2 separate regions of the Homo sapiens genome follow, and region 2 is linked to region 1. Evidence: read pairs that join two places in POLR2A ChIA-PET (ENCODE). Cell type or tissue: HCT116. All regions are shown on one strand. Links, peaks and the distances in the headings refer to the core of each region. The heading gives the core; the rest is flanking DNA.

Evidence for each region. ChIA-PET counts read pairs that join two places held together with the same protein. Peaks named below come from ENCODE experiments on the same cell type or tissue, not always from the same donor. Only the 100,000 strongest peaks of a DNase experiment are listed, where the experiment ranks them.
Region 2: POLR2A ChIA-PET joins it to region 1 with 5 read pairs; 1 of 35 experiments calls an interaction of 5 or more read pairs at or near these places.

Annotation. Positions count from the first base shown.
Region 1 is chr1:33,422,983-33,438,895 of GRCh38, forward strand. PHC2 (polyhomeotic homolog 2) reads right to left here and starts at 8,113. Exons shown (of 15, transcript NM_001385109.1): 1 at 7,994-8,113. RefSeq lists a silencer at 7,797-8,316. In HCT116, for the core only: no CTCF peak of the experiment used is centred there; no DNase peak of the experiment used is centred there; H3K4me3 peaks cover 2,473 bases; H3K27ac peaks cover 1,573 bases.
Region 2 is chr1:32,609,874-32,625,786 of GRCh38, forward strand. LOC102723870 (a long non-coding RNA gene) reads right to left here and starts at 2,617. Exons shown (of 3, transcript XR_426677.5): 1 at 2,170-2,617; 2 at 224-275. ZBTB8OS (zinc finger and BTB domain containing 8 opposite strand) reads right to left here. Exons shown (of 7, transcript NM_178547.5): 7 at 10,947-12,075. The coding sequence ends at 11,989. RefSeq lists enhancers at 2,133-2,634, 13,836-13,905 and a silencer at 2,403-2,512. In HCT116, for the core only: no CTCF peak of the experiment used is centred there; a DNase peak (open chromatin) is centred at 2,458; H3K4me3 peaks cover 1,127 bases; H3K27ac peaks cover 1,052 bases.

The DNA of each region.
Region 1 (15,913 bases), core at 3,551-7,550:
TTCTTCGAGGTAGGGACTGTGATTCTCCCCCACTATACCCAAGAAGACTAGAGCAGAGAGAGTACAGATGGAAGGCGGCTGGGAAGTTCACAGCTCATGAGTGGCAGAGGCAAGGCTGGAACCCCAGCATTATGGCTCTAGTGTCCCTGCAGTGAACCCTTACCTCCAACTGCCTCTCTGCAGGCCAGCGGAAGATACTGTGCTTGGAACATAACTCTAGCACATTGAAGTATTAAAGGGCTTAAAAAGTATATACTTTTTCAAACAAATGCAAGCCTTATTTGTAACTGAAAACAAAATAAAAGTGGGAAGAGAAGGAATGGAGACACTGAATGGTAGGCTTCAGATATGGGACAGTGTTCCATATTTCAATCCAAATGCATTTTACAGCCAAGATTTTAAGACCTGAAACCATCCATCCCGTACAGCTAAAATAAGAAGGATCTCATGATTTTAGCCATCAAGGAGACGGATGTGTCCTACACTGGTACTATATCTAAAATTAAGATGACACTGTCACTAGATGAACATCTACTTTGGGGTATGGCTTTATGGACCAATGAATTAGTTTTTTCTCAGGAGCAGCAACCAAAGAATAGAAATAACAGAAGATACACTCCTGTTAAGCTTTTTGTACAGAAGCAGAATTTTATTTCTAGAAACAGCATTAAATATTTAATTAAGTTCACATTACCCTATACTAAAAAAATTAATTTGGGGCAAAACTTGGAAGAACTAGGTGTAATGCAGTACTTTCAAATTATCAACTGCTTATAATTGTATTTCCTTCTGGACAATGAAAATACATATTTTTTATTTAGAAAGTGCTGAATAAGGCCGGGCACATGACTGATGCCTGTAATCCCAGCACTATGGGAGGCCGAGGAGGGCAGATCACGAGGTCAGGAGTTCAACACCACCCTGGACAACGTGGTGAAACCACATCTCTACCAAAAATACAAAAATTAGCCGGGCATGGTGGCACACACCTGTAGTCCTGCTATTCGGGAGGCTGAGGCAGGAGAATCGCTTGAACCTGGGAGGCGGAGGTGGTGCAGTGATCCAAGATTGCACCACTGCACTCCAGCCAGGTCGACAGAACGAGACTCCGTCTCAAAAAAAAAAAAAACAAAAAAAACAAAAAACAAAAAAAAAGAAAGTGCTGAATATTTGTTGAGTAAATTAATACTATTATAGAGATTGATTCATTAATACTATTTTAGAGATAGATTCATTTCCAGATGGTTCCTTAAAACGAACGGGTGCCTTATAATAGTCATCATTTGTTCTGGAGAACTTACTCCTCAAGTCTCTTGAAAAGTCTAAAGCCACCTTTATCTGTACCCATGGTTTCTACATCTTTTCTTCCCCCATTAGAAAGAGAACAGAGAAAGATCAGGTTACATTGCTTCTGTGGGCCTGTAAAAATTCCTGCGAGGTTCTCTCTTCTGTCAGGAAAAGTTTCCCTAGCAACCATATTTACACACTCACTCAATTCCCTCCCCTCCTTTGATTCACTGGTGGGTATAAAAATTAATTTGCATTGATTTGCTGAAGCTTACAAGTTAATCATTCTAATAGACTCACAAAATTTTAGACGCTGGTCTCTGCCCAAAACTTGTTTCTCAAAGGGCCTGTTCACTTTCTTTAGAAATTTGAATGTAATTATCTTCAGTTTAAATATTTTTAAATACATTTAATATGTATTCGGAATGTTTCTGGCTTCAGGTAGAGAAAATAATATTTTTCTAAGGGCATCTGGCCTATATTATTAGTTAGGACGATCAAGAAACAAAGAGATACTTTAGTTCTGAGTAAGCAAGGAGTCAGATTCTTATCCAGCCATAATAAGGCCCTGGAAGATAAAAGTCAAGGACCAAAACAAAAAGTCTGGGTCACATGAAATGATGAATCAGGCCTAAGATTCTGGGTGATCAGAGGTCAGGACCTGGATAACAGGAATGGGACATGAATTATCAAGAATTGAGTTTCATTAATTCATTCACTAAGTATTTGCTGTGCAGCTACTAGGGCATGGTGTCGGGAAAAGAGCAGTGAATAAGCCAGACACAGATGTACCCTCATAAAATTTAAGAGTCAAATATCTGAATAGTGAACAAATGTTGATTTTATTATTGAACCAAGTATCTTTGGACTAGGGGTGCTCACTGTATAATTTCCTATAAGGGCCAGAATTGGTTTCAGACTAGGAATGGCACAGAGACCTATAGATAAAGATAAATTCAAGAAGTCTTCACTGGAGTAGATAAGTTGGCAAGTCAAGCAGTCTTGGACATATACAACGTTTCTTTACATTTAACCTTCAACAACGATATATGAGCCTATCACAGGAAACAAGGCTGGATACTTTGCAATATACCTACGTTTTATAAAGAATAAAGTGAAAGCCGATAAAGGTATGAGTTATTCTTAAGCTCTTTTAACAACCATTTACTGAGCATCTGTGACATTCAAGAAATAGTTTTAGGAACTGAAGTTAAGGGTATGAAAAAGACATGGTCCCTAGCAATTATAACAATGTGGTAAATGCTATAATGAGATGCTGAAGTACGAAGAAATATCAAAGAGGAAGATTACTAATTCTTAAAAAGCAAGCTGGGAAATGCCTTCTGAGAGGTAATGCTTGAATTGAGTCTTAAAAGATAAGTAGAAAATTTTGTTTTAAGCTGGTAAATGTTGGGGTAATTTGTTACACAGCAGTGGATAACTACTACAGTGCCTTATGGAGACCATGCCACAGCATAACTAGGAGACTATGGAGAAGACCCAGCCCAGCCATGTAAACTGTGTTTCATGATGTATACTGCAGTTTATATTGGACATCTCTTCATATTTTTCTTCTCACGTTTTCTTAGGCTTACCTGGTCCATGTTGGGCATAGAAAATGAGAACAAACACTCTGAACGGGGATGAGACAGGTAATGGGAGGAGGCAACACAATCTCAGTCTTGTCTGATTTCCCCCACAAAGGAATCCAGGTTGGTTGGCGTAGGACTTGGTCAAGTGGTAAGTGTCAAGTGATGTCAGGACTTGGTCAAATCATTACTCAGAGAGACCAGAAGTGAGAGGAGCAAGAGGATGAGTAAAAATTGTTTCTGAGAGAACCATAACCATGAAACCCAGAAAAACCTAATTGGTTCTCAGTTCACTAATCACTTTCCTATTTCTTTCCTAAAGCCAAAAATGAGAGAAAATAGAAGTTTCTGTTTTTCATGATTCATGTGGGTAGATGAAGGAACAGAGTAAGCAACAAAGGCAGGACAGAACAGAAGCATTCCAGACAATGGTGGCAACCAGTGGGGTTCAAAGCTGCTGGGGGGGGGTCCATGGTTTGAGGGTCAAAGGGTGGCATCAACGTGGTTAAAAAGGCACCAGATGAGGGCAGACAAGTTGTAGTGTACCTGTTCCACTCCAATTTCTGTTTCAGTACGTTGAAAAATGGTCTCCATATCTTCCCATGAACAAATGGGTATACCTGACTACAAAAGGAATAGAAATGAACTTGTGTTGTATTTAAACTGGGAGTAACAATAGCATCAGGACTATAACTCTCTCCAGTAATACCCTCAAAACATGGTGGATGAGTTTCCAGAAGTCAGTCTAAGTAAGCAATTCCTTGCCTCTTTATTCTCTATTCTCTTCATATTGACTGGGCATTTCCTTTTGCCCTTCACACCAGCAAACTCACAGAGTCCAAAATGAGGGGACCATAGGAAAGTGTGATTGTGCAGCATGACATAGCAAGGACTTAGGCCACCTACCCAAACCAAAGGCCACAGCACAAAATGCTTTCCTACCTTCAGGAGGTAGTACAGATACCCTCAGGAGGTAGTACAGATACCTTCAGGCAGAACTGGGTATATAATTTGTGGGGCCTGGTGCAAAATGAAAATGTAGAACCCCCTTGTTAAAAATCATTAAGAATTTCAAGACAGCAACAAGAGAGTATTAAACCAAGCATGGGGCCCCTCTAAACACAGGGCCCTGGGAGACTGCACAGGCTGCATACCCACAAAGCTGGCCCTGACTTCAGAGACAGTATAGCATGATCCTTCAGGAAAGCTTTAGAGTCTGAGCTGGATCCAAATCCCATCTGTGCCACTCATTAGCTATGTGACCTCTGGCAATTTACTTAGTCTTTCCGTGCTGCCAAGAGGTTGTGTGGTTATAATCTGGTGCTGGGAAGATTAAATGGGATAATGAACAGAATGTATACAAAGAGCTTAGCACGATGCCTAGCACATAGTGAGCACTCAATAAACGACAGCTACACTATTACTGTTCAGTGAAACATTCAGGTAGTTATCAAAGCAGTAAGTTTAAGAAATGAACTGCTGACTTGCTATTAAGGATATGAAATAAAAAGAATAATATTTTAGGTCAACGAAAATAATGAAGCAGACAGGGAAAATTAATCTTCCGCTTGACTGTGCTGCCTTCACTAATCACTTTTCTATTTCTTTTCTTCCTTTCATTGCCAAACATACAAAAGGTGATCCGCATGCTGTCTCCACTTCTTATCGGCATCTCATGCCACAGTTCTCTCTCATGTGGCTTTTCATATCCCCATGGCCACCCCCGCCACTCTACTGAAGCTATCATTTTCAAAAAGTTACCAATGACCTTCTGTTTACTAAGTATAATGAATGTTTCCCACTCTTTCTGTACAATTTCAAACTGCTGACGAATTTCTGCAGCTCAAAACTTTTTCTTCTCTTGACTTCTGTGATACTACACTCTCATGGTTAATAGCGTGTCTAACTGGCCTTGGCATCTGTCAGGTACACAACAAATGGTGGTGAATAGAATGCATTTGTTGGATAAATACATTAGATGGTTCTCTTGCTTCTTTTCTTATTTTCTACCATACGGACTCCATGCCTTCTCCCTCCCTCCCTAAATGTGGGATGTATCTTCAAGCTTCAGTCCTTCATCCTCTATTCTATTTCTATGCTGTTACCAGCAGTGAACTCAGCTAATCATATGGCTTCAATTATCACCATTTTTTTTCTTTTCTCAACTCCTATAATACCACGCATTAAGCATCTCAAAAAGGTACTAAATGACTGCTATACATTTGTGATTTCATTTAGTCCTCACAACTATATTGGGTAGGTGGCATTATTACAGATGAAGAAACTGAAGTCAAAGTCATGTAGCAAGTACCTGGTAGAACTGGGATCCAAATCTTTGTTTAGCTGAGAATAACCCCCATACTACACCACCACTCTCATTTTCCTGTCTCCTCCACATCACAAATACAGGATAGTATTTGCACACAAGCAGGTGTTCAGTAAATACACTGACTGAGAAGATTGCTTAAATACCGCCCATGATTTTCCAGCACTTACAGTATCATCAATCTTAGCAGACCGTATTAAGCATGTCACCCCAGTGACACCTTCTTTACACGACTTGATCTGTAATATAATTCAAAACAGGAAATTTGCCAAAAACTCACCATAATCCATTCTAAAAATAAATGTGGTCTAAGCAAAGCAAAAAGGCCTTTATCTGATTCAAATATTAGAAGAGTTTTGGGGATGAGGTCCACTTTGCTACTCTGGGCCCAACCTTGCTCAGCTTCTAAATGATCAGGAAGTAAAAATAGGCTGGCTAGTTGATGGCTAATGAGGTTAAATGGACTATTTATAGTTCTAGAGATAGATGCTAAGACAGCAGAATGGGATTTTCTCTGCTCTGTTAGCTAAGACCTCATTAAAAGAAGCCCAATGCATGAGACATGGGTGGAAACTGGGATGAAGAGAAGAGGATAATAGTAAGGAGGGAGGGTGAACAGAAAGGAGGAGGCATTGGAAAGCCTATGGAGGGCCTGGCCCAGTCTGGCAGATCCACCGCTGTTCTGCACAGCTGGCACCATGCAACAGTGGGCTCAGCTGCATGTGCACGATTCATGGTCTCAATCCTGGACTACTTGCCCTGACCCATCTCACACTCCAATCCTCTCTTAATCCAGATCCTTCCAGCTTCTGATCTTACTACTTATTTCCCCAGGTCTCACAAATTTGACATTCAGCATTGCTTCCCTAGTTATGGTCATGTATTCTCTTTTTGTATGATTTAGATTTGCCCCTCTCAGATGCTGCCTCTAGTGCCAAACATTATGCCCAGTTTCAGGCCCTCTCCCTTGGAGCAACTGAAAACTACTCCTATTCAACCTCCACATGATGGACCCTTACTTGGGAAGATATGGGTGACAAAGACCAGGAATGAGGCTCAGAAAAACTGATGAGGGGAAAATATGGGGGAGAAAACAATAAGAAAAATATCACTGGACAACTGTGCTGGGAATAAGAAATTCTAGGCTACTTTTAGAAAGTTACATTACAGAGGAAGGAAAAAAAGCCATAGTTACAATAGAAAGCCATTCCCTAGAGATAACATATTCTTTATGTGGCTGCATTCGCTGTTCCCCCGCTTTGGCTGCCTTTTCAGTCCTTTCCAATTTTCTCTGCAAGGTAAACTCCTATTTATCCTTCAACACCTTGCTTAAATGTGTTCTCTGGAAAGCCTTCCCTGGTCCTCTCAGACAGCTAATTGTTCCCTCCTCTGTGCTTCCAAAGCCCTTTGCATTCACATCTATTATGCTGTTAATCACTTTTACTAGCAATTTCATTTGTTTCTCCTACCACTTCTTTCAGGACAAGGACTAATTATCTTATTCATCTTTGCATCCCCAAGACATAGCAGAGTGCCTGGCATATGCCAAGTATTTGTTGTTGGGTGATAAAAGACATCAAGAGCAACGTGGAAGTGGAATTTGCACTTCACTTGCAAAATCAAATTGGTTTCTGGTACTTTTCAATTGTAACCGCATTTTCTCTTGATTTAGAAGGAACGACTTTAGACTCACAAAAGAAACTCTATTGATATCACGGGCGCATTAGCCGATTTTTCATCCCCACTGGTGATAGAAATATTTTTTACCCCACACTTCCAAGAAACTCCCAGGGCAAGCTTAGTATCAGTGGCGCATCTCTCCTCCTACCATTTCTATTGTCGCAAAAGCTAAATTACACTGTGAGCCTAAAGCTGCCACCAGTCTTAGTGAATTGGGGGAGGGGGATAATTACAAGAAGACACTTCTGTAGCAGACCTGGGGAGGGGGGAAGATGAATTTAAACCTCGCCTTATAAGAAATTTGTTAGACACTCACGTAGAACAGCCGCTTCCTCCGTGTATGACAGACCCGATCCAGGTGTCCAGCAGCGACCTTTTCCCATGGGTGTCAGGTCATCACTCAGCACAGAAAACAAGGGACCAGCGCCTTTCTAGGGCATCCCTCCTTCTCCAACCTTGGGGCCCGCTTTTCCTTTAGACGACTGTTCTCTCCTCCCAGTTCCAGCAACCCCCGGTTCCCTCTGCTGGTGCCCCCCACGCCACGCTTGACTCTGGGCCGAAAGTGCCAGCGGCTGCGCTGTCACGCCGCGGCTGGGGAGCGGGCGCCCCGGTCAGGCCCGACGCCCGGGTCTCACCGCACTCTGCGGGACAAGCGGAGCAGGCGCAGGCCGCGCAAGACCACGGGCTGCCGCGGCGCGGGCCTCTCCGCAGGAGGGGGGTCGGTCCCCGGAGAAAGCGAGTCACTGACGGGACCTTGGCCCGTTCCCGTTCCGGTTCCCGTTCCCGGCAAGCCTCGGCCCCAGGCTCTCCGCAGCCCTCCTCGCTGCGCGTTCCCGGCCCGGGGGCGCCGCGCTCTGCCGGTCGCCGGCCGGGACTGCGGGCTCCCAGCGCGGGCCCCACGCCGCGGACCAGGGGTCAGGCCGCCTGCCGCCCGCCTGTCCGTGCCCATGGCAATGCCCCGCCCCGCGCGGCCCGTCCCGGCCGAGCGCTCCGGCCCGACCGTGACAGCTGGGTGCCCAAAGGGTTAAGCCGGCAGCGCGGCGGCCGGTGTCCCCCGCGCGCTGCCCGTCAGCCGCGAGCTGGCCCCAGCGCGCACGCGCCCGCCCGTTACCTGCGGTCGCCTCCGCGCTCCTCCTCCACCTGGCCGCTCTCTCCCGGGGGCCGCCCCTCAGCCCGCCCCCTCGGCTCGGCGCCGCGCACCCTGCTGGCTGCTCGGACGCTGCCCGCGGAGGAGGGGCGAGGGCGCTATTACCATATATTAGCATACCAGCGCGCGTCACGTGGCCGCTCCAGCCAATGGTCACCCTAGAAGGGCGGGGATTGGGCGGAACACGCCTTAGTGCTGCTCCCAGCCTGAACCGGTGGCCATGGCAACGGGCGGGTGGGCGGGGGAGTGGGGAGGTGCCGGAGCCCGGTGCCCCCGGGAGCATCTCCTCTACCTGAGCGCCACATGGCGACCACGCGCAGTTTTCCCACCTTGCGGATGGAGAGATTTGTCTCAGCCAGAGAGATCCAGATTCAGCCAACATTTATTGAGCACTTACCACGTGCCTTAACACTTTGCTGCAGAAAGTGATGTCTGTCCTATTAACCCCACTAGATAGTAGGGAAAGTGGAGGCTCAGAGAGGTTAGATCATTCGCTCAAGATCATACAACAACATTAAATGGCAAAAGTGGAGATCTAAGATCATTTTTGACTTCAGACCCGGGACAATCGCCAGTTTTTTCAAATCCAGCAGGGGTCTCCTAGCACCTCCTCACAATTTCAGGTGTGCTGTGCAGTTGAGAAAATCCTTGTACATAATTTGTACAGCGTTTTACTGTTTCCTTACAGTGACCTTTGAGATTAATAGGCAGAATAGTTATGCCTGTATTACAAAGGAGAGAAAATGAGGCTCAGAGAGGCCATGTGACATAATTTAGGTCAAACAGCTATTAAGAGCTAATGCTGAGTTACACTGATTTATACTGAAGCTCATTACTTTAGAAACTTTTAAATTCAGTCTTCTCAACATGGTGGAATTACTGTGACCATTCTATGGATTAAGAAACCGAGACTTTGGGAAGTTAAGCAAATTGCCCAACGTTATACAGCTAGTAAGTAGCAGATTTAGGGTTCAAATCCAGGTTTATCTGGCCCCCAAAGCTAGTCTCATTGTATCAGATTTATTTAATTTAGGATTGGACTTAGAATCCCTTCTCTAATAGAATTTTGTCTCCTCTCAAGATATGATGGTGTTACGTCTTAATCCCACAGCAAATATACCTTGTGACAAGTGACATGTGTTAAGGTCACAGAGGCTATATATTAAGAGAATAGAGTCACCAGGTAGGTAAGGGGCACTGTAGAATTCTCTGTCTTTCCTTTGTTTTTTGTTTTTTTTTGTTTGTCTGTTTTTTGTTTTTTGTTTTTTTTGAGTCCGATCTCGCTCTTGTCACCCAGACTGGAGTGCAATGGTGCGATCTTGGCTCACTGCAACCTCTGCCTGCTGGATTCAAGCTATTCTCCTGACTCAGCCTCCTGAGTAGCTGGGATTACAGGCATCTGCCACCACACCCGGCTAATTTTTGTACTTTTAGTAGAGACAGGGTTTCGCCTTGTTGGCCAGGCTGGTCTCGAACTCCTGACCTCAGGTGATCTGCCCGCCTTGGCCTCCCAAAGTGCTGGGATTACAGGCATAAGCCACCGCGTCCGGCTTATGCCTGTCTTTCCATTTTTACCTTAGGGATTTGATAGTTTAGCTAAAGGCACAGTAGTTTAAAAACACAAACATCTGTGTACAGACTTGTTTAGCTCAGTGATTCTCTAATTTTATTTATTTATTTATTTTTTAGAGACAGAATTATGCTCTGTCATCCAGGCTGGAGTGCAGTGGTGTGATCATAGCTCACTATAACATTGAACTCCTGGGTTCAAGTGATCCTCCTGCCTCAGCCTCCCGAGGAGTAGCTGTGACTACAGGCATGCACCCCAACACCCGGGTAATTGTTATGTTGCCCAGGTTTGTCTCGAACTTCTGGCCTCAAGCAATCTTCCTACTTGGGCTTCCCAAAACTCTGGGATTCACAGGTGTAAGCTACCACATCTGGCCATGGTTCTCTAACTTTAATATATTTATGGATTACTGGACAGGGCTCTGTGCCTCAAACTAAATGTGCTAAACTTTATAGACATTTAAAGGGATCATCAAAGGTAATTTTGAATATACGTACATTTCACCTTCCTAGACTGCTTTAAAACCCAATTTCCTCCTAAAACATGACTGGTGCTTAAGAGCACAAACATAGAAGCAGACCTGCTTGGGTTAAAAATCCTGACTTGGCCACTCATTGACTGTATGACCTTGGGAAAGTTACTTAAACTCTCTGTGCCTCAATTTCCTCATTTGTAAAATAGGATAGAAATGTTGTGAGAATTTAATGACTTACTGTATGTGTGTATATATATATACACACACTTAACTTCCCAAAGTCTCGGTTTCATATATATATATATATATAAACGTTTCATATATAGGCCCCGGCCCAAGGATAAACCCTCCATAATTGATAGCTAATGTCATTTTTGTTATTATCCCAGGAGTTTTCCTAGGAACAGACAACCCACATGTACACAATATCTCAAGGCTTCCTAGCTAGCTTTGGAATTCTGAAGCTGCCTTCCTTCCCTCGTGGCATATTAAACAGCCTGTTGTGCTGCTGAAGGCTTGTTATCTCTCCAAATGACATTCTCTCTTCTTGGGATCATAAATAATTCCTGCACTCAAAGGAACTGGTTTCTCTTGCACATCTCCTAGCACCAAATTACTGGAGTTGCTCCTTGCAGAAGGGGATCTTGACAAACAGTGGAGTCATAAGTCAGGCTCCTTGAAACACTTTTATGAGCGCCTTAATGAGGGAGATGAGCTGTCATCAGGAACTCATCCCATCCTTCCTGACCACAGGAAATGAGCTTTTTGTGCTCAAAAGGTTTCCAAAGCTGAGGCGCAAAGAGTTTTCAGGAAGTGGGCCAGGGATGAGAAGTTGTTGACTCAGAGAATCCCAGGGCTAAACAGCCCCCATCCTGCCATTCACCCTAGAGGGTCAAATGACTCATGGTCTTATTGCAGCAATAGCACCAAAGGGTGGTGTGTGTATGTGTGTGTGTGTGTTTGTGTGTGTGGTGTTAATCCTCCCCACTTCCCCATATGTGCACACTCCAACAGCCAACCTATTACCCCCTGACAAAAAGATACTGCAGAATAGAACACTGGTTAAGAGCATTGTCTCTGGAATCAAAGATCCAGATTTGAATCCTGCTTCTACTACTCAACTATCTATGTGATGTTAGGAAACTTGCTTAACCTCCCTGCATATCAATTTCCACATCTGTAAAATGGAAATAATAACAGTGTCCATTTTATAGACTCTTGTTAGGATGAAATGAGTTACTAACATAAACTGCTTAGAACACCCCATAGTATACACTAGAGATGTATTTGCTAATTAAACAAGAATAAATGTATAAATCCAGTACAAGCAACGTACTTTCTATAGAAGACACTGCAGCTTAAGTGAAGTTCCCTAGGCCCTCTCTGATGTGCTGCCTGCCCTCCAACCCCCTTCTGACTGGCATATAAATGTTGCCCAGGAGTAGGAAGACATGTGCTTGGGAACTTTGGTTTGCACCTGGCTCTGCCACATTCCTTGCTCTGTGAACTTGGACAAGTTATTTTACATCTCTGAGCCATAGTTTCATTATTTGTGAAATGAGACTAATTTCCTCCCAGAGTTGTTCTGAGCACTCAATCAGATAGTGTCTGGCAAGAGGTGATGAGGGCCTGAACTGGACAGAGGTCATACCTCATCAAAATCACCTTGTTCTTTTCCTGAGTTGTTTCTGGCAAACATCTTTGCTCTACATTAATGAGAATTACTAACATTTATGGAGCACTTAGCCTGGCCTTGTGCTATATACATCGTTTTATTTAATCCTCAAAATAAACCTAAGCCTCTGGGAGATTAAGTAACATGTTCAAGAAGATCACACTGTAAGTCAGTGGCCAAGCCAGGATCTATGCTGGGACTATCTGATTCCCAAGTCCATGCTATTAACCCACCACGCTACATGCATGCCTCCTACTCCAGCTTGGCTCATAGGACCCAGGGAATGTGTGTTACATTTCTTTAGCATCCTTCCCCCATCCATATATACACTCTTTCCGGTCACCCACCAGCACTGGGCATAGTAGGTGCTCCATACACATTTACTGAATGAGTGAAAATAAGTGACTATGACATCCTTTTATAGCGATAAAAGTCCATTTTTTCTCGAGCTGTCCCAGGTGGGAATAAAAGCAGCTGGTGACTCTCCTCCCCACCCCCTAGTATCCTCTTTCTGATGAATAATAATGTGGGAGGCCTCCCTCCTTTCCCCATGGGAGAGTTAGGCTTCTTGGTGTCAGAGATCCACAATAGACACAGTGATGACTCATCTTCAGTGTGCATTTGGAGAGATGTTAGGACCCCTGGAGCTTTTTAGGGCTCTGTTAATATACATCAGTAGGGTGATTTCCAAATAATGGCCTTGGATAGATGTATTTGCTGGGGGTGCCCTAACAAAATATCACAAACCGGGTGGCTTAAAACAGCCCAAGTTTAATCTCATACAGTTTAGGAGGCTGTAAGTCTGAAATCAAAGTGTCATCAGGGTTGGTTCCTTCTTGGGGCATTAGGGGGAAAATCTGTTCCATGCCTCTCTCCCAGTTTCTAGTGGCTGCCAGCAATCCTTGGCATCACTTGGTTTGTGGATGTGTCACTCCAATCTCTGCCTCTGTTGCCACATGGCGTTCTCTCTGTGTATCTGTATCCAAATTTACCTCTTCTTATAAGGACACCAGTCATGGGATTAGGGCCCACACCAATCCAGTATGATTTTGTCTTAACTTGATTACATTTGCAAAGACCCTATTTCTGGATAGGTCACATTCACAGGGACTGGGGGCTAGGACTTGAACATATCCTTTTGGGGGACACAACCCACAATAATATGTTTGGGGTAGAGTGGAGAGGAGATGGAAAATGAAGGGAGGGAATGAAGAGAAAGGGGAGGTTGTTCATGAGGGGCGGATCACACGGACAGAATGAAGTGTGACCAAGGGTCCCTCAAGAATGGGCCAAACTTTCTCTTCTAGGCCAATTCCATTCTTTCCCAAAGAAGTGTCTAGCTCACAGACTTACAATACCAGTGCTGGAAGGGACGCTGGGGAGTCATTCATTCACTCGACAAACATTTATCAAATATTCTTTGAGGAGCTGGGCAGAGAGAAAAGATGAGGTCTGAAGAAACTGTGGCCCAGAGGGTGGATGTGGGTTGTCTAAGATCACACATCAAGTTAGAATACAGCCAGGAACAGAACAAGGTATGTCAAACAAGGTATGTCAAAGTCCAGACCTGAGCCCTTTTGATGACTACTAGGAAGGTTATCAATCCCCCTGGACCTGAACCTTTGGTGCATAGACAGATCTAAGTTTTTGAAAAACGTTTGTGTTCTGAGGCGCATTACCAACTTCCCTGAGCTTCCATAGGTTGGTCCAGTATTTGAGGGTCTTTGAAGCCTTGGGCAAAGTTAGAAACATGCCCTCTCTAAAAGTGCAATCCTGTAGCCATTCTTCTCCTTGCTCTAATTAATTGCCTAATCTTTGAAACATCATCTCTGGGTGCAACAGCAAAATTGGGTGTAATGGAACTCCCTGGGGCAGAGACAACATCTTGTTCATCTTTTTTTGTCCCCACTGCTAATACAGAAACCATGGTGGAATCAGCCCTCAATAACCATTTGTTCAATGAATGAAAGAACATTGCTCCAGTTAGTACCAAGGGCTATTTATATCTTACTGTTTCTATATCCCATGCTCAGTGGCAGTGCTGAGTTGGTTTAAGATATCTGAATTCCACTCTCAAAGTCACAGCTGTTTTGACGGGAATTTCCATTTACCACTACATCATTAGAAGAGATGGTATTTTGATTCCAATATTGGCTGATACAAATATTGTCCTGCCTCGAGCTGTCATGATGTGAGATATCAGTCTGGAGCAGTGAGCCTGAAAACTGGGGCAGGCCAGGGTCAGAGATGGGGTCAACCCAGCAGGAGTTGTCAGATCAGAGCAGGGGTGAGAAGGAGGTCAGACTGGTGATCAAAGTCCAGGAACTAGGGCAGGTACAGTCAGTCCTGACTCTCCCAAGGATGGGGGCCTGCTAGCCGCTGCACAGCTCCTTGGGAAAGCAGCTCATAAGCAGGTCCTCTTAGCAGGCTTTCTGTTTGAAGGTCCCCAGAGGGTTCTTTGTAATTGATCTGGGTTTGAAGTTCCCCCTCACAAGGGGGATATAATCAGTCAACATTATTCCGCAGACCTTATGTTCACATAATCAGATAAACTTTGAAAACCTGGAAATAACCTTGTTTATTCTCGCCATATGGCTCCAGGCTTACTGCTAGTTTTTAGACGCACAGTTTTAGGTCTGATTCTGGCTGTGCATCAGAATCACCTGTGAAATATGTTAAAATACGGATTTTCAGGTTCCACCCCCAGAGATTCTGATTCCCTAAATCTGGGACGAGCTGCTCACATCTTGAGAGGCAGTGATACAGTGGCTGAGTGTGGACACTCAGGCCTGGCTGCTTAGGTTTTTGATGTTTTTCTCACTAGCCCAGTGAACTTGAGTGAATTTCTTAATGTTTCAGTGCCTCAGTATCTTATCTATAAAAGGGAATAATAATATTCAGCTCATTGGTTTGATGTGAAGATTGATGATTTAATACCTGCAAAGTTTTGAAATACTAAGTGCTCAATAAATAATGCTTACTATTGTTATCTTTCTTTTTTACCAGGCTCTACAAGTGACTTAGCAGCATAGTCCTTCCTTCACTCATTCACTCACTTGTTCATTTGTTCTAGAACCAAATATTGAGTACTCCTACCTGCCAGGACCCAGGCTAGATACACATAATTCTGCCCAGTTTTTGGTTTTATTTTAGTTTTGGAGATAAAGTCTTGCTCTGTCACCCAGGCTGGAGTGCAGTGGCGCAATCTCAGCTCACTGCAGCCTTGACTTTCCGCGCTTAGGTGATCCTCCCGCCTCAGCCACCTGAGTAGCTGGGACTACAGGTGCGCACCATCATGTCTGGCTCATGTTTTGTATTTTTAGTAGAGATGGGGTTTCACCATATTGCCCAGACTGGTCTCGAACTCCTGGGCTTAAACCACCTGCCTGTCTCAGCCTCCCAAAGTGCTGGGATTACTGGGTGAGCCATCACGTCCAGCCTCTCCCCAGTTTATGGCCTACCTGGGAAGCTAGTATTGGGAAGCACTGTTTTACTCATTGCCTTTAGCTCTCCAAACCCTTATTGGATTCTGAGGCTCTGGACTTCACTTCTGGTGTCCCTTAGGCACAATGACCTTCATTTTATAACCTTGAAATAGAGCAAAATGGAAAAAACATAGGAATCTATTGGACTTGGTATTGCATTTTCTAGTTACGTGGCACTGGACAAATCACATGCAAAAGACCTTCTGTCTCCTGCCTTCCCTGAATCCCTGTTCTAGAAATGGCCTTGCTCCTCTTGTATCTAGAAGGCTGGGAGAACAGTCAAATATACCTGTGCTTCCACCCCTCATCCCAGGCCACACATGATTGGTCAAAGTGGACACCTGACCCAAACTAAACCAATCATATCCCATCTCCAGGCCCTTGAAGCGATTCTGCCTGACTCTGGTTGCTCTCTGGAAAGGAGGTGGTATAAATGCAGGAGCGGTTGGCTGTGGACATTTTCCACCATGCATACCAGAAAATAGAGCCAGTCAGTCTTCAGTGAGAAAGAAAAGTCAGTGCTTGGGTTTTTCAGGGTACTAAGATTCCAGATTGCTTCCCTAACCCGGGGCCCAGCACCATCTCCAGCCTTGGATTCTGTAACTCATCCATTGCCCTTATAGCAGTTCCTCTTTGTGCTTAAGTCTGATGTAGGGGACATAACTTGTTTTTACCTTAT
Region 2 (15,913 bases), core at 845-4,844, 820 kb before region 1:
TAGAATTCCATAAAATAATTGAATTAAGTCATTCTTTAGTTCCAGTTAAATGGAATACTAGAGAGGCAGGAAAATACTACTGTATTATTTAAAGAAGACTTCAGACGAATTTGGAAACAAAGCAAACTTCTCTTTTGCTTTATTTCTTCAAGAATTACCATTTTTAAAAAAAGCTTTAAAAATAAAACACAACTTTTAGATAGAGTACCATTTTCATTCCCACCTTGAAGGTTATGTTTGCAATCCATTCATGACAAGTATATCTCTTCAGTCTCCTGCAAAAAAGAATTTCTTCCAATGACAAAATGGTACTTTCTTGCATAATTTTTTTTTTTTTTTGAGACGGAGTCTTGCTCTGTCGCCCAGGCTGGAGTGCAGTGGTGTGATCTTGGCTCACACCTCCGCCTCCCGGGTTCAAGCGATTCTCCTGCCTCAGCCTCAAAGCAGCTGGGATTATAGGCATGGGCCACCATACCCAGCTAATTTTTGTATTTTTAGTAGAGATGGGGTTTCGCCATATTGGCCCGGTTGGTCTCAAACTCCTGACCTCAGATGATCCGCCAGCCCCGGCCTCCCAAAGTGCTAGGATTACAGGCATGAGCCACCATGACTGGCCCATAATTTTTTTTCTTTTTATTTTCTTGCATAATTTTAAAAGGTTACATGCTGAGTCCAGGCACTGTGGCTCACACCTGTAATTCCAGCACTTTGGGAAGCCGAGGCAGGTGGATCACTTGAGGTCAGGAGTTCAAGACCAGCCTGGCCAACATGGTGAAACCCCGTCTCTACCAAAAATACAAAAATTAGCCGGGCGTGTTGGTGCACACCTGTGATCCCAGCTACTCAGGAGGCTGAGGCAGGAGAACCGCTTGAACCCAGGAGGCAACGTTGCAGTGAGCTGAGATTGTGCCACTGCACTCCAGCCTGGGCAACAAGAGTGAAACTTCTCAAAAAACAAAAGAAAAGATACTGTGCCTTTTGTTGCCTATCTGAATTGATTTTAAACTTTTTCTGTATACTGAGGAAAAAGTCCACAAAAAACCCAGGAGTTGAAAACCCCAGCTGAAAGTATTAGCACCACGTGTTAAAAAATGAAGGCCTTGAGATATGGCCACATTGGTTCACTCCTGTAATATCAGCGCTTTGGGAGGCTGAGGTGGGAGAATCACTTGAGGCCAGGAGTTCGAGGCCAGCCTGGGCATCAGTGACATTCTACCTCCACCAAAAAAACCCAAAAAATTAAAATTAGGCGGGCATGGTGGCACAGGCCTGTAGTCCCAGCTATTTGGGAAGCGAAGCTGGGGCGGGAGGATCCCTTGAGCCCAGGAATTCAAAACTGCAGTGAGCTATGATTGCGCCACTGCACTCCAGCCTGGGCCACATTGTGAGACACTGTCTATTAAAAAAGTAACAAATAGATAAAAAAGCCTGGGTTTTTTCTCCCTAAACAATGGATATCACGTTCAAGCAAGTGAACCCTCTATAAACCATGACTTTATATATTATTTTCAGGGATGACTATGCCAGTGAGCGAGATTAAGGGGTAGAAACTCTTCCTTTTCAGTCCTGTTTTTCGTCACAACTACTTTTCCTGGAAAGTTATTCAGTCTAACAGCTAGACCCCCCTTCCCCCACCGCCCCCGTCGGAGAGGCCTGGGATTTACCAGACACTCCTAAAGCTAGATTAGCTAGACTCTGGGGGCGATAGGGGGAAATAGGCATTTTTCTGTCGTGTGTAGTGGACGCCTTATAAAAAGCCCACATTTGGCCCGGCGCAGTGGCTTACGCCTGTAATCCCAGCACTTTGGGAGGTCGAGGCCGGCGGATCACCTGAGATCAGGTCAGTCTGGCCAACATCGTGAAACCCCGTCTCTACTAAAAATACAAAATTAGCAGAGCGTGGTGGTGGGCGCCTGTAATCCCAGCTACTCGGGAGGCTGAGGCAGAAGAATCACTTGAACCCGGGAGGCGGAGGTTGCAGTGAGCCGAGATCATGCCATTGCACTCCAGCCTGGGCAAAAAGAGCAAAACTCCATCTCAGAAAAAAAATATAAAAATAAATTAAAAAATAAAAATAAAAAGCCCACATTTGCCAGGCACCGACTAGATCCAGCACCGTCCTCATTTAAAACAGTTGGACTTGGGGGGTTGTGCACTGGAATGACTAACCTGGAAGCCACGCCACGACTCAGGGGCGGAGGGGACTCGAATCCGCGCGATCAGATGCCGCCGCAGGTGCTTAAGACCTGCAGCCTACAGAGCAAGCCTATCTTATCCCCACTTTAGGAAAAGTTGTCTGGTGTTACTTAAGGTTATGACATTGTGCTCTGTGAAGTCACTTGCGTCCCCGACACCTCCCAACTCAGCTGGGACTGGCCAGTGCCCTGCTCCCTGACCTCGCCGCGGCGGCCAGTAGGAGGTGTCGGCGCCCCAGGAGTCCGCGGCCGAGCCAATGGGAGCCGCGAGAAGGGCCGGGGCGGAGCCTGGACGCGTGATGCCAGGGAACCACTCCCGTGGGATTTGGCCAGAGGCATCTCACTGGCGTCCTGTCGCCCAGGCTGGGGTGCAGTGGCTCGATCTCAGCTCACTGTGACCTCTGCCTCCCGGGTTGAAGCGATTCTTCCGCCTCAGCCTCCCTAGTATCTGAGATTATGGGCGTGCGCCACATGCCCGGCTAATTTTTTTGTATTTTTATTAGAGACGAGGTTTCACCATGTTGGCCAGACTGGTCTTGAACTCCTGGCCTCATGTGATCCACCCACCTCGCCTCCCAAAGTGCTGGGATTACAAGCGTGAGCCACCGCGCCTGGCCTGAAGTGCAGGCTTTTGAATATAGATGCTCAACGAAGATATGGGAGAAAGAAAGCTAGATTAGCACAGGAAAAAGCCACAGTAGATAAGTAGGAGACGGGAAATAAGTCTGGAGAAGAGAAAGGAGAGGGAAAAGCAGAAACGAGTGACTCAGCCTGCCCAGCTTAATAAACTAAGATTCTAGCTACCATGTCACTTGTGCAGATGGCACGGGCTCCCAGGGTTGTCTCTAGAATGATGACACCCCTTCACCAAGCACTGTGGACCTTCTTTAGAATTAAAGAGGGGGCTGGACACAGTGACTGACGCCTGTAATACCAGCACTTTGGGAGGAGGAAGTGGAAGGATTGCTTGAGGCCAGGAGTTTGAGACCAGCCTGGGCAAAATACTGCCTTTGCAAAATTATGACTGAGACAGTGGAAAGAGATCTAACCTGACTCCATCTTGCTTCTAACCTCCAAGCTATCCTTGTTCATTCCTGGGTGGAGGCTGAACTAACTTCGGGAGAAACTTATAGTTTATAGTTTAAAACAAAGATGATAACAGCCCTTTCCCAAAACAAACCTCCTTGCCTGGGGACTAGGCTGCCTTTGTAGGACTAAGAAATTAGCCACAAGATTAGAAATTATGGTTTAGGATTCATGCAGCTGGAGGTTACAAAATCTTGACCCTCCCTAAACTGCTCTTCAGATCAGTGTTTGAGATATTTTGCAGACCCTGCACTTGATGGATCAGCTGGGACCACCCAGATCGATAAACTGGCTCATCTGATCTTGTGACCCCCCCCCCCCCACACCTAAGAACTGACTTAGCGCAAGAAGACAGCTTCCACTCCCTATGATTTCATCTGTGACCTGACCAATTAGCACTCCCGGCTCACTGGTTTCCCCCCACCCACCAAGTTGTCCTTAAAAACTCTGATCCCCAAATACTGGGCAAACTTAATTGAGTCATAATATAACTCTGGTCTCCCGCAGAGCCAGCTCTGCGTGAATTACTCTTTCCCTATTGCAATTCCCCTGTCTTCATAAATCGCCTCTGTCTAGGCAGCAGGTAAGGTGAACCCACTGGGTAGTTATACTGTCTCCCAAAAAAACAGCAGTCAGGCATAGTGACACATGCCTGTAGTCCCAGCCACTCAGGAGGCTGAGGCAGGATGATCACCTGAGCCCAGGAGTTTAAGGCTGCAGTGAGCTATGATCATGCCACTGTACTCCGAGCAACAGAGCCAGACTTTCTTTCTGAAAAGAAGGCTGGGCACGGTGGCTTACACCTGTAATTCCAGCACTTTGGGAGGCCGAGGTGGGCGGATCACCTGAGGCCAGGAGTTCCAGACCAGCCTGGCCAACATGGTGAAACCCTGTCTCTACTAAAAATACAAAAATTAGCCGGGTGCGATGGCACATGCCCATAGTCCCAGCTACTTGGGAGGTGAGGTAGGAGAATCACTTAAACCCAGGAGGTGGAGGCTGCAGTGAGCCGAGATCGCACCACTGTACTCCAGCCTGGGTGACAGACTGAGACTGTCTCAAAAAAAAAAAAAAATGTTATGCCAGAGTCAGATTGGAAAGTAAGTCATGATATATAGGGTTAAATAAAACTCATCTGATGAAAATTTATGGTTTGTAGGGCATGATTCCCCAGACCCCTTAGATAGGAATTTGGGCAAGAAAAAAAATCAGAGCCTAGTCCTCAGAGCCCATGACTATAATGTCTTTAGTGTTTATACTGGGAGGTAGTTTATTATTATATTATGTTATATTATATTATATTATATTATATTATATTATATTATATTATATTATATTATATTAATTTCATTTTATTTTTTAGACGGAGTCTCGCTCTGTTGCCCAGGCTGGAGGGCAGTGGTGCAATCTTGGCTCACTGCAACCTCTGCCTCCTGGGTTCCAGCGATTCTCCTGCCTCAGCCTCCCGAGTAGCTGGGATTACAGGCGCGCACCACCATGCACGTTTGGGAGGCCAAGGCAAGTGGATCACGAGGTCAGGAGATTGAGACCATCCTGGCCAACATGGTGAAACCCCATCTCTACTAAAAATACAAAAAATTAGCCAGGCATGGTGGTTGGTGCCTGTAGTCCCACCTACTTGGGAGGCTGAGGCAGGGGAATCACTTAAACCCAGGAGGCGGAGGTTGCAGTGAGCCAAGATCACGCCATTGCACTCCAGCCTGGCGACAGAGTGAGACTCTGTCTCAAAAAAAAAAGAATCTTGTGTAAATACATTGACTAGAGTCTGAAGTCCCAAGTCTGCCTCTTATAGCCAGATAGTCTTAGTTGTCACTAATTTCCTCATTAATAAAAAGTAGAATAAATGTACTACATGTAAAATTGCCGGTATGACAAATGGGTAACATTTTCCAGATGGAAGCACCTAGAAAAATGTTTTGTACAGTGGAGACCTGGATATGCATTTATGACAAAATAAATGTTGGTTCATTCTTTTTTTGAGATGGAGTTTCGCTCTTGTTGCCCAGGCTGGAGTGCAGTGGTGAGATCTCAGCTCACCGCAACCTCCACCTCCCAGGTTCAAGCGATTCTCCTGCCTCGGCCTCCCTAGTAGCTGGGATTACAGGCATGTGCCACCACGCCCAGCTAATTTTGTACTTTTAGTAGAGACGGGGTTTCTCCACGTTGGTCAGGCAGGTCTCAAACTCCCAACCTCAGGTGATCCACCTGCCTCGGCCTCCCAAAGTGCTGGGATTACAGGCATGAGCCACTGCACCTGGCCATAATGTTGGTTCATTCTAAAAGCACACTCTTGCATGTCCAGAATTTAACATTAAGCAATTACTTATATGTAAATTTTTTTTTTTTGAAAAGGAGTTTCGCTCTTGTCGCCCAGGCTGGAGTGCAATGGTGTGATTTTGGCTCACTGCAACCTCCACCTCCCAGGTTCAAACAATTCTCCTGCCTCAGCCTCCAGAGTAGCTGGGATGACAGGCGCCCGCCACCATGCCCAGCTAATTTTTGTATTTTTAGTAGAGATGGGGTTTCACCACGTTGGCCAGGCTTGTCTCGAACTCCTGACCTTAGGTGATCCACCTACCTCAGCCTCCCAAAGTGCTGTGATTACAGGCATGAGCTATCGCGCCAGGCCACTTATAGGTAATTAAACAAAAAAAATGTACATAGCACATTAGGAAATCATACTGATACAGTAATACAGTCACTAAATTCTGACAGTTTGCTCTGGAAGAGCTTTTGGAGGATATCTTTTCCAATGTCCTCGTTTCTGAAGTGAGGAAACTAAATTCTCAGTCTCATAGTTTCTCTGCGGCAAAGCTAGTATTGTTGAAATCATTCAGGGCTTCTTACTGGGCAGAATCTGGTAATCCCCAAGCCTTCTGCAGGTCAGATTGGGTGAGGGAGTAGCCCCAGTAGTTCATGATGGCACTGCTCCTGTCTTGAGAAGGGTATGAATGGTTCTCCTTGAACATTCTCTTCCAAACTGGAAAGAACTGGCAAAAGAGGCTGTGAATACAACCACTTAGCCATCTTAGATGGGAGGTACCAGTGATAAGAGATCAGCTGGGTGTGGTGGCTCACACCTGTTATCCTAGCACTTTGGAAGGCCATGGCAAGAGGATCTCTTGATCCCAGGAGTTCAAGACCAGCCTGGGCAACATAGTAAGATCCCATCTCTAAAATAAAAATAAAAATGTTTAAAAAGATCATTGGCTGGGCGCGGTGATTTACGCCTGTAATCCCACCACTTTGGGAGGCCAAGGCGGGCGGATCACGAGGTCAGGAGATAGAGACCATTCTGGCCAACATGGTGAAACCCTGTCTCTGCTAAAAACACACACACACAAAATTAGCTGGGCGTGGTGGCAGGCGCCTGTAGTCCAAGCTACTCGGGAGGCTGAGGCAGGAGAATGGCATGAACCCAGGAGGCGGAGCTTGCAGTGAGCCGAGATCATGCCACTGCACTCCACACTGGGCGACAGAGCGAGACTCCATCTCAAAAAAAAAAAAAAAATCATACCACTATTGTTACCCATAATACATAGATAAGGACCAAGGTCATCAGTAGAGCAAGGATTAGGAATCAAGGCTTGTGACTTAAGATTCCTTTTTTTTTTTTTTTTTTTTTTTGGAGGCAAGATCTCACTCTCACCCGGGCTGGGGTGCAGTGGCATCATCATGGCTCACTGCAGCCTAGACTTCCTGGCCTCAGGTGATTCTCCCACCTCAGCTGCCCAAGTTGGGACTACAGGCCTGTGCTACCATCCCCGGTTATTTTTCTGTATTTTTAGTAGAGGTGGAGTTTCAGCATGTTGCCCAGGCTGGTCTCAAACTCCCAGGCTCAAGTGATCCACCTGTGTTGGCCTCCCAAGCCTGACTTGAGATTCGTAAACTCTTGAGATTTGTTCAAGAAGTTGACCTGCAGTCTCTGCCTAAGAGATTTAAGTAGCCCTAAAACGCTTAATCCATTCATCATTAAGTAGCCAATGACCATTATGTGATCTGGGGGCTTGCTTTCTATTCAGAGAGACAAAACTAGCAAACGTTCGACAATTATAAAATTGACTAAGCTGGCAAATCTTTAAAACTAACTAGACAGGTGCAATTCAGAGAAGACCACTAATGGCTGAAATGGTTGGCAAGGTTTCTTGGTGACAGGCTTTGATGTGGACTTTATTTATTTATTTATTTTTTGAGACAGAGCCTCACTCTGTCACCCAGGCTGGAGTGCAGTGGCACAATCTTGGCTCACTACAACCTCTGCCTCCCGGGTTCAAGCAATTCTCTGCCTCAGCTTCCCGAGTAGCTGGAATTACAGGCGCCCGACACCATGCCGAGCCAATTTTTGTATTTTTAGTAGAGACGGGTTTCACCATCTTGGCCAGGCTGGTCTTGAACTCCTGACCTCATGATCCACCTGCCTCGGCCTCCCAAAGTTTTGGGATTACGAACGTGAGCCACCACGCCCGGCCTGATGTGGACTTTAAAGCAGAACTTGCAAGATTTTTGCCCCTCATTGTGATGACCATAGTGTTTTGGTTTTTTTTTTCCAAAAAATTGGGAGCTTTCACATAAAAATCCCAATTTTTGAGGTGTCATGAAAAACTACAAAACTCAGCTTGTATTCCCACTACTGACAAGGGCTATCGCTGAGGCAGCTGACCTCTCAGACACTATAAGCCCTGGGCTCAACACATAGCCAATCCCATTACCCACCTGGCTCCTTAGGCAGTGGGTTTTCTTCCCTTACTTTAGGAGGAAGGATAAAGGCAGCCCAGAAAGGAGAACTGGACAGAGAAGTGAAGATGAGTGGGTATGTCATGAGGTGAGAGATAATGTTGAGACGTTTATAACTAGAACAGAGTTTTCATGTGAGGATAAGGTTCAGTCCCCATTTAAATCAATTAGCTCTGCAGTTGGGGGAGAATCTGCTCCCTAGGCCAAAACACCTATTTGAAATTAGCAGAAGAATCTGGTGACAGCCAGTGCAGCCATTTCAATAAATAAACCAAAAATAAACTGTGCATTGCTGCTGATGGACTTAAGATGCCAATTTTCTATATAAAGGGTGACACACTCAACTTCCTTCTATTCATTACATTTTGGCATACTTAAAAACTAACACACATTTTTCTTTCTTTTTTTTTTTTTTTTTGAGACGGAGTTTTGCTCTTGTTGCCCAGGCTGGAGTGCAATAGCGTGATCTCTGCTCACTGCAACCTCTGCCTCCCAAGTTCAAGCGATTCCCCTGCCTCAGCCTCCCAAGCAGCTGGGACTACAGGCATGTGTCACCACGTCTGGCTAATTCTGTATTTCTTAGTAGAGACGGGGTTTCTCCATGTTGGTCAGGCTGGTCTGGAACTCCCAACCTCAGATGATCTGCCCGCCTCAGCCTCCCAAAGTGCTAGGATTAGAGGCATGAGCGACTGTGCCCAGCCAAAAACACATATTAAGATTTGAAATTTACATTAAAATATAATAGATTATAAGTTTATCATAAATTATAATTTGTATTGCATAATTACATCTCACTTGTTTTTACTTAACTCCATTATGTAGTGCTGGTAGTAAGCAATATTGAGGCAGAATAGGGTCTGGAGGCGGGGAACCTAAGGCAGATTTGTGCTGACTTCCTAGAACTGAATCAAGAGGATCAGACTGTACTCCCTTTGGCTCCACAGTCTTCATTCAGAACTTTACTTCAGCCTCTGATTGGTCACCTCCTACAACCAATCAGACTGGTCGTGGGCCACTCCTTAATTTACATACAGTATAAGCAAGTAACCAATGGGAAACCTCTAGAGGGTATTTAAACCCCAGAAAATCCTGTAACCAGCACTCTTGAGCCCCTTGCTTGAGCCTGCTTACACTCTGTGGAGTGTACTTTTTGTTTCAATAAATGTGTGCTTTCATTGCTTCATTTTTTTGCTTTGTGCATTTTGTCCAATTATTTGTTCAAAACGCCAAGAACCTGTCAACTCATAGTCAAAACCTTTCACCGGTAACAATATGGTTGCCTCGCATGCTTTTTGTCCTAGGCAAGTCTGTGCCTCACTTAGTTTTTGTTTTGTTTGAGACAAGGTTTTACTCCTGTCGCCCAGGCTGGAGTGCAGTGGTGTGATCTCGGCTCACTGCAACCTCTGCCTCCGGGGTTCAAGAGATTCTCCTGCCTCAGCCTCCCAAGTAGCTGGGACTACCGGTGCATGCCACCACACCTGGCTAATTTTTATAGTTTTTGTAGAAACAGGGTTTCACCATGTTGCCCAGGCTGGTCCCAAACTCATGGGCTCAAGTGATCCACCCACCTTGGCCTCCCAAAGTGCTAGGATTACAGGCATGAGCCACTGTGCCCAGCTCTATTTGGTTTTATTGTATTCCAACTCTCACCCTCTTCTTGCTCTGGATTTGGCCTTCATTGCCTTCATGGTCTTCCATTGTTCATTTTCACAATTAAGCCCCAATTAGCCCACGATATGCAAAGGTTCTGTGAAAAAAAAGAGCCCCATCACAGCCTGGCAATCAACCCTAATAAAAGGTAAAAGGATTCTGAGGGATGTGTTTGGCTTGGAGAGTAACAATTTAAATTTGTAAAATGTGCCTGAGTACAAAGGAGGTTAAAAAGCACTACCCAGTGTTCCTAATATATATTCATTTGAAGAGCTGCTTTTCAAACCACAGGCTCTTGGCCTATTCTTCATTAACCCTATTTTCTTTTTCTGTTTTGAGTCAGAGTCTCACTCTGTCACCTAGGCTGCAGTTCAGGGGCACAATCTCAGCTCACTTGCAACCTCCACCTCCTGGGTTCAAGCGATTCTCATTGCCTCAGGCTTTCGAGTAGCTGGGATTATGGGTGCCTGCCACCAAGCCAGGCTAATATTTTGTATTTTTAGTAGAGATGGGGTTTCACTATGTTGACCAGGCTGGGCTTGAACTCCTGACCTCAGGTGATCCGCCTGCCTCAGCCTCCCAAAGTGTTGGGATTACAGGTGTGAGCCACTGTGCCCAGCTTTCATTAACCCTGTTTTCTGTTAAATACCCATAGAAAAATAATTGCTAATCCGTTCCTTTTAGTTCAAGTTCGCCATACTATGATGATATTTAGCACCACCCAGTGGCAATTTTTTCTTATGTTCTTGGGAATAAATAGCAACTTTGCAAACTCTTGATCCCAAAAGAGAATACCTCAATCAATAGAAACAAGAAAAAAGGTGCAAATCAAACTAAATTTCATTTTTAAAAAGTCATCTACTTTAAGAGTTCAGATCATTTTAAGGTTGTTTTCCTGGCCTCCTGTCTCCTTAAAGACAAATAGCTAGGCCTGGTGCAGTGGTTCACACCTGTAATCCCAGTACTTTGGGGGGCCAAGGTGGATCACTTGAGCCCAGGAGTTCAAGACCAGTTCAAGACAACATAGTGAGACCCTGTCTCTACAAAAAAATTTAAAAATTAGCCAGGTATGGTGGTGCATTCCTGTAGTTCCAGCAATTTGGGAAGCTGAGTTGGAAGGACTGCTCGAGCCCAGGAGTTCGAGGCCACAGTAAGCTATGATTGCACCACTGCATTCCAGCCTGGGGGACAGAGCAAGACCCTGTCTCAAAAAAAAGGACGAATAGCTTAAGTAGTTAAACAAAAACAACAATAAAGAAATTTTTCAAAAATTCTCCTTTTATTCTCTAGTTATAAACATGTACTCACTTTCAAATAAAATTCTATATTAGAAGGAAAGGTCTCTTTGTAAGGCATAGTATTGACTTTTTCTTATGAGAAAACAGGAAATATCATTAGTGCTTTTAAAAAACTGAAAGCGTGAGAGAAAAATCAGGGCTCTATCTAGAGAAGTCTAATTGTTTCTCTACAAAAACCAACTGGAATACAGGATAGCTCTGTCCTATAGCAACCTAAACCAGCACCTCCCTTGATGTGCATATAGAAAATCTATGTCTTGTGGCCGGGCATGGTAGCTCATGCCTGTAATCGCAGTACCTTGGGAGGCCAAGGTGGGCGGATCACAAGGTCAGGAGATCAAGACCATCCTAGCTAACACAGTGAAACCCCGTCTCTACTAAAGATACAAAAATTAGCCGGGCATGGTGGCGGGTGCCTATAGTCCCAGCTACTCGGGAGGCTGAGGTAGGAGAATGGCGTGAACCCGGGAGGTGGAGCTTGCAGTAAGCCGAGCTCACACCACTGCGCTTCAGCCTGGGCTACAGAGCGAGACTCCGTCTCAAAAAAAAAAAAAAAAAAGAAACAAAATATATGTCTTAACCAACTTGGAAGAAAAACAAAATTCTGTGTGTGGAAATATATTTTTTCAAGTTATTCTTCTTTCAACCTGGATTCAGCCTCAGGCTGCTGCTGACATCAGTGATCCTCTCTGGGGTGAGGCTGGAGGGCTTGCATTGCACTGGAAGGGCATGAGGCACACCTACTGCCACAGCAGAGAATCAAAGGACCATAACTGTCCCTTGGGGGGTTGAAGAATTCTTTAAAGTGTGAATATTTGGGGAACACAGACCAAGGCTGTGCCCTGATTTTCCCTTTCTGAAAGTCACACTTTAACTAAAATATTTCTGTTCTACAAATTTCCATATATCAAAAAAAAGCTGTAGAATTTAATTCATAGTGTCTTCTCAAAAGGAAGAGGAAAACAAAAACAGTTCTTCGTAGGAGTCTTTTATTTTTTGGTGTCTTAAATGTCAATGATCACAAAAACTTCCGGGTTCTCTTCATTATAGACCTGCATTGCTGAATATGTTATTGCTTTGACTTCTGTTCCCTAAAGTTGGGGTTAGAGAAAAAAAAAAAAAAAAGGAAAATAGGATATTGAAATCATAATCATTAACTCTAGCAACAATCAGCAGAAAGTAAAAATTTTAGTATTTTGAAAATGAAAAACTCACATGAAACAATTAGTTATCAAATTAGGAGAATATACAGGGATCCAAGAAAAATGAGAGGCAACACATGCACAATGGAGTTGGGACATGGAACTCTAATCCTGGCTTTGTTTCCACCTGGGTGTATAGAAATTGTCTGGCCTGTCTGGACATCAGTTTTTCATTTATAAAATGGGTTAAATCACATAAAGACACATCCATGGGTATGTTCACTGCAGCACTATTCACAATAGCAAAGACATAGAATCAATCCACATGCCCATCAATGGTAGACTGGATAAAGAAAATGTGACACACATACACCATAGAATACTACACAGCCATAAAAAAGAATGAGATCATGTTCTTTGCAACAACGTGGATGGAGCTGGAGGCCATTATCCTAAGTGAATTCATGCAGGAGCAGAAAATCAAATACCATGTTTCCATATATTTATTTGGGACATAAACATTGAGTACACATGAACACAAAGAGGGAAACAAGACACCGGGTCTATTTGAGAGTTGGGGGAGGGTGAGGATTGAAAAACTGCCTATCAGGTATTATGCTGATTACCTAGGTGACAAAATTATCTGTACACTAAACCCCCACAACATGCAATTTACCCATGTAACAAACTCGTATATGTACCCCATGAACCTAAAAATAAAAGTTGGAAAGAAAAAAAAGTAAAAAACTTTTGAGGATGATTAAAAAAAAAAAAAGAAAATGGGTTGAATCAAAGAACACAAGCTTTTCTACTATTTGGCTCAGGGCTCTTTCTGAAATCAAAACCACCTCCTTATACTCTGACCTAGGCCCTAGGAATTCAACTTATTCTCTTTTCCTCAGTTGACAACACTCACTTCACCTCTTGGGACTCTTCTCTTTCCAAGTCTAGCTGAAGAATAAGATATAGTTTCCCAGGTCAAAAGCTCTCCACACGTCTCTGATACATGACATTGCCCAACCCTGCCCCAGTTTAAAACCACAGAATTAGATGTTCTCTTAGGTTCTTTCCAGCTCCAAAAGGAATCTACAATAATTCTGTGCACCATAAAATGTACCAGGCAATAGGTAAATGGCATTTGCTAGCTCTACACCACACAAAAAAAGGAAGATTTCACAGAAGGATATAAGTGGCACTGCCACTGCTTTTTCTCCTCTGCCACAATCACCTGGCAAAACCACAACCTAATTCAAGTTCAACTGTCTGCTTATGGCAGCACACACCATGCTAACTGGTATCACCCTGAGTGTATGTCCACACATCTCAAACAGGAATTCAGTACTCGCAGTAAAATCTTACAATTACCAATAAATTCCCTTTTTCACTCTCTGAGACAATTCTTTCTCTTCTCCTCTAGTGATCATTCCTCCCTCATTCTCACTCTCAATCAACTGTGCTTCCTAGAGAAAGTAAGAGCAACTCAGTAAGAACTGACTCATTTTCCTACCACCAAATCTACCATCATGCTGTATCTGTACTCACCTTAGCCTGATTGCAATGAATGGCTTGTCCCTGGCTCCCATCAGAAGGCCAACTCCCATACGTGAGTACTTGATCCTATACTCCCCTTACCAAATTTTACCAAAGAGGCTGTGGCCCTATCTCTACAACCTTGTCTCCTACTATTACACCTTCACTCTCAGCTCCAGCTTGCTGTTCCCTGAACTTACCTCATTTCAGGGCCTTTACACCTGTTTCTTCACCTAGAAAGTTCTTCCTTATTTCTGCTCACTCCTCATCTCTCTTGCCTCTGCTCAAATATCACTTTCTCAAACATACTGATATATTTTGGCTGTGTCCCCACCCAAATCTCATCTTGAACTGTAGTGCTCATAATCTCCACGTGTTGTGGGAGGGAGGGAGCAGGTGGAGATCATTGAATCACGGGGGCGGTTTCCACCATGCTGTTCTAGTGATAGTGCGTGAGTTTTCAGGAGATCTGATGGTTTTCTAAGGGGCTTCCCCCTTCGCTCAGCACTCACTTCTCTTCCTGCCACAATGTGAAGAAGGAAGGGTTTGCTTCCCCCTCCACCATGATTGTAAGTTTCCTGAGGTCTCCCCAGCCATGCTGAACTATGAATCAATTAAGCCCCTTTCCTTTATAAATTACCCAGTCTCGGGTATGTCTTTATCAGCAGCGTGAGAATGGGTTAATAAACATATATTTTCTGACTACCCCCTCCCCTCCTCCAACCACTCTTACCTTATCCTGATGGCACTGTTCACTATCTGAAATTATATTATGTGTTTACATGTTTGTCTGGCTCACTTCTCCCACTACATTTTAAACTCAGTAAGGGCAGAGACTTCGCTTATCCTATTACATTTCTACCTCGAGTGCATAAAAAAAAGTCTGAAACACTGGAGGCACTTGATAAGTATTTGCTGAATGCATGCATAAATTCATGGATGGATGGCATATGGATTCATGGAGAGAAGGTAAAGACAGTATTAAAACCAGGAAGGTATTTTTAAACCAAGAAATATTCCAGGAACCAGATGTTTTAATAAGCTATTTGTAAAACATTCCTTTTTGCTTTGAAAAGTTGATTGGCTGGGCCCAGTGGCTCATGCCTGTAATCTCAGCACTTTGGGAGGCCGAGGCAGGTGGATCACCTGAAGTCAGGAGTTTGAGACCAGCCTGACCAACATGGTGAAACCCCACCTCTACTAAAAATACAAAAATTAGCCGGCTGTGGTGGCATACACCTGTAATCCCAGCTACTCAGGAGGCAGAGACAGGAGAATCGCTTGAACCTGGGAGGTGGAGGTTGCAGTGAGCTGAGATTACACCACTGCACTCCAGCCTGGGCAACAGAGTAAGACTCCATCTCAAAAAAAAAAAAAGAGTTATTTGATCATTCATTCAAAAAATAAGAAGTAGCTGGGTGCAGTGGCTCACGCTTATAATCCCAGCACTTTGGGAGGCCAAGGTGGGTGGATCACCTGAGGTCGGGAGTTCGAAACCAGCCTGGCCAACATGGTGAAACCCAGTCTCTACTAAAATACAAAAATTAGCCTGGCATGGTTGCATGGGCCTGTAATCCCAGCTACTCGGGAGGCTGAGACACGAGAATCGCTTGAACCTGGGAGGGGGAGGTTGCAGTGAGTAGAGGTCACGTCACTGCACTCCAGCCTGGGTGACAGGGTGAGACTGTCTCAAAAAAAAAAAGAAAGAATAATAATAATAAAAAAAACTGTTGGCTGGGCGCGATGGCTCACGCCTCTTTTGGGAGGCTGAGGTAGGTAAATCACCTGAGCTCAGGAGTTCGAGATCAGCCTGGCCAACATGGTGAAACCCCATCTCTACTAAAAATACAAAAAATTAGCCAGGTATGGCGTCATGTGCCTGTAATCACAGCTACTTGTGAGGCTGAGGCAGGAGAATCGCTTGAACCTGGGAGGCGGAGGTTGCAGTGAGCTGAGATCGTGCCACTGCACTCCAGCCTGGGCAATAGCATGAGACTCCGTCTCAAAAACAAAACAAAACAAAACAAAACAAAACAAAACAAAAACTGTTAGGAGTACCAAGCTGGAATTGGTGGTGTGCACCTGTAAGCTCAGCTACTCAGGAGACTGAAGTGGGGGGATTGCTTGAGACTAGGAGTTTCGGATCAGCCTGGGCAACACAGCAAGGCACTGTCTCACATAAACAAAAACTCTTAGGAATAAATGAAATTAATTTGCTCACAATCCATTCTGAACACTTCCAATGACAAATATGAAT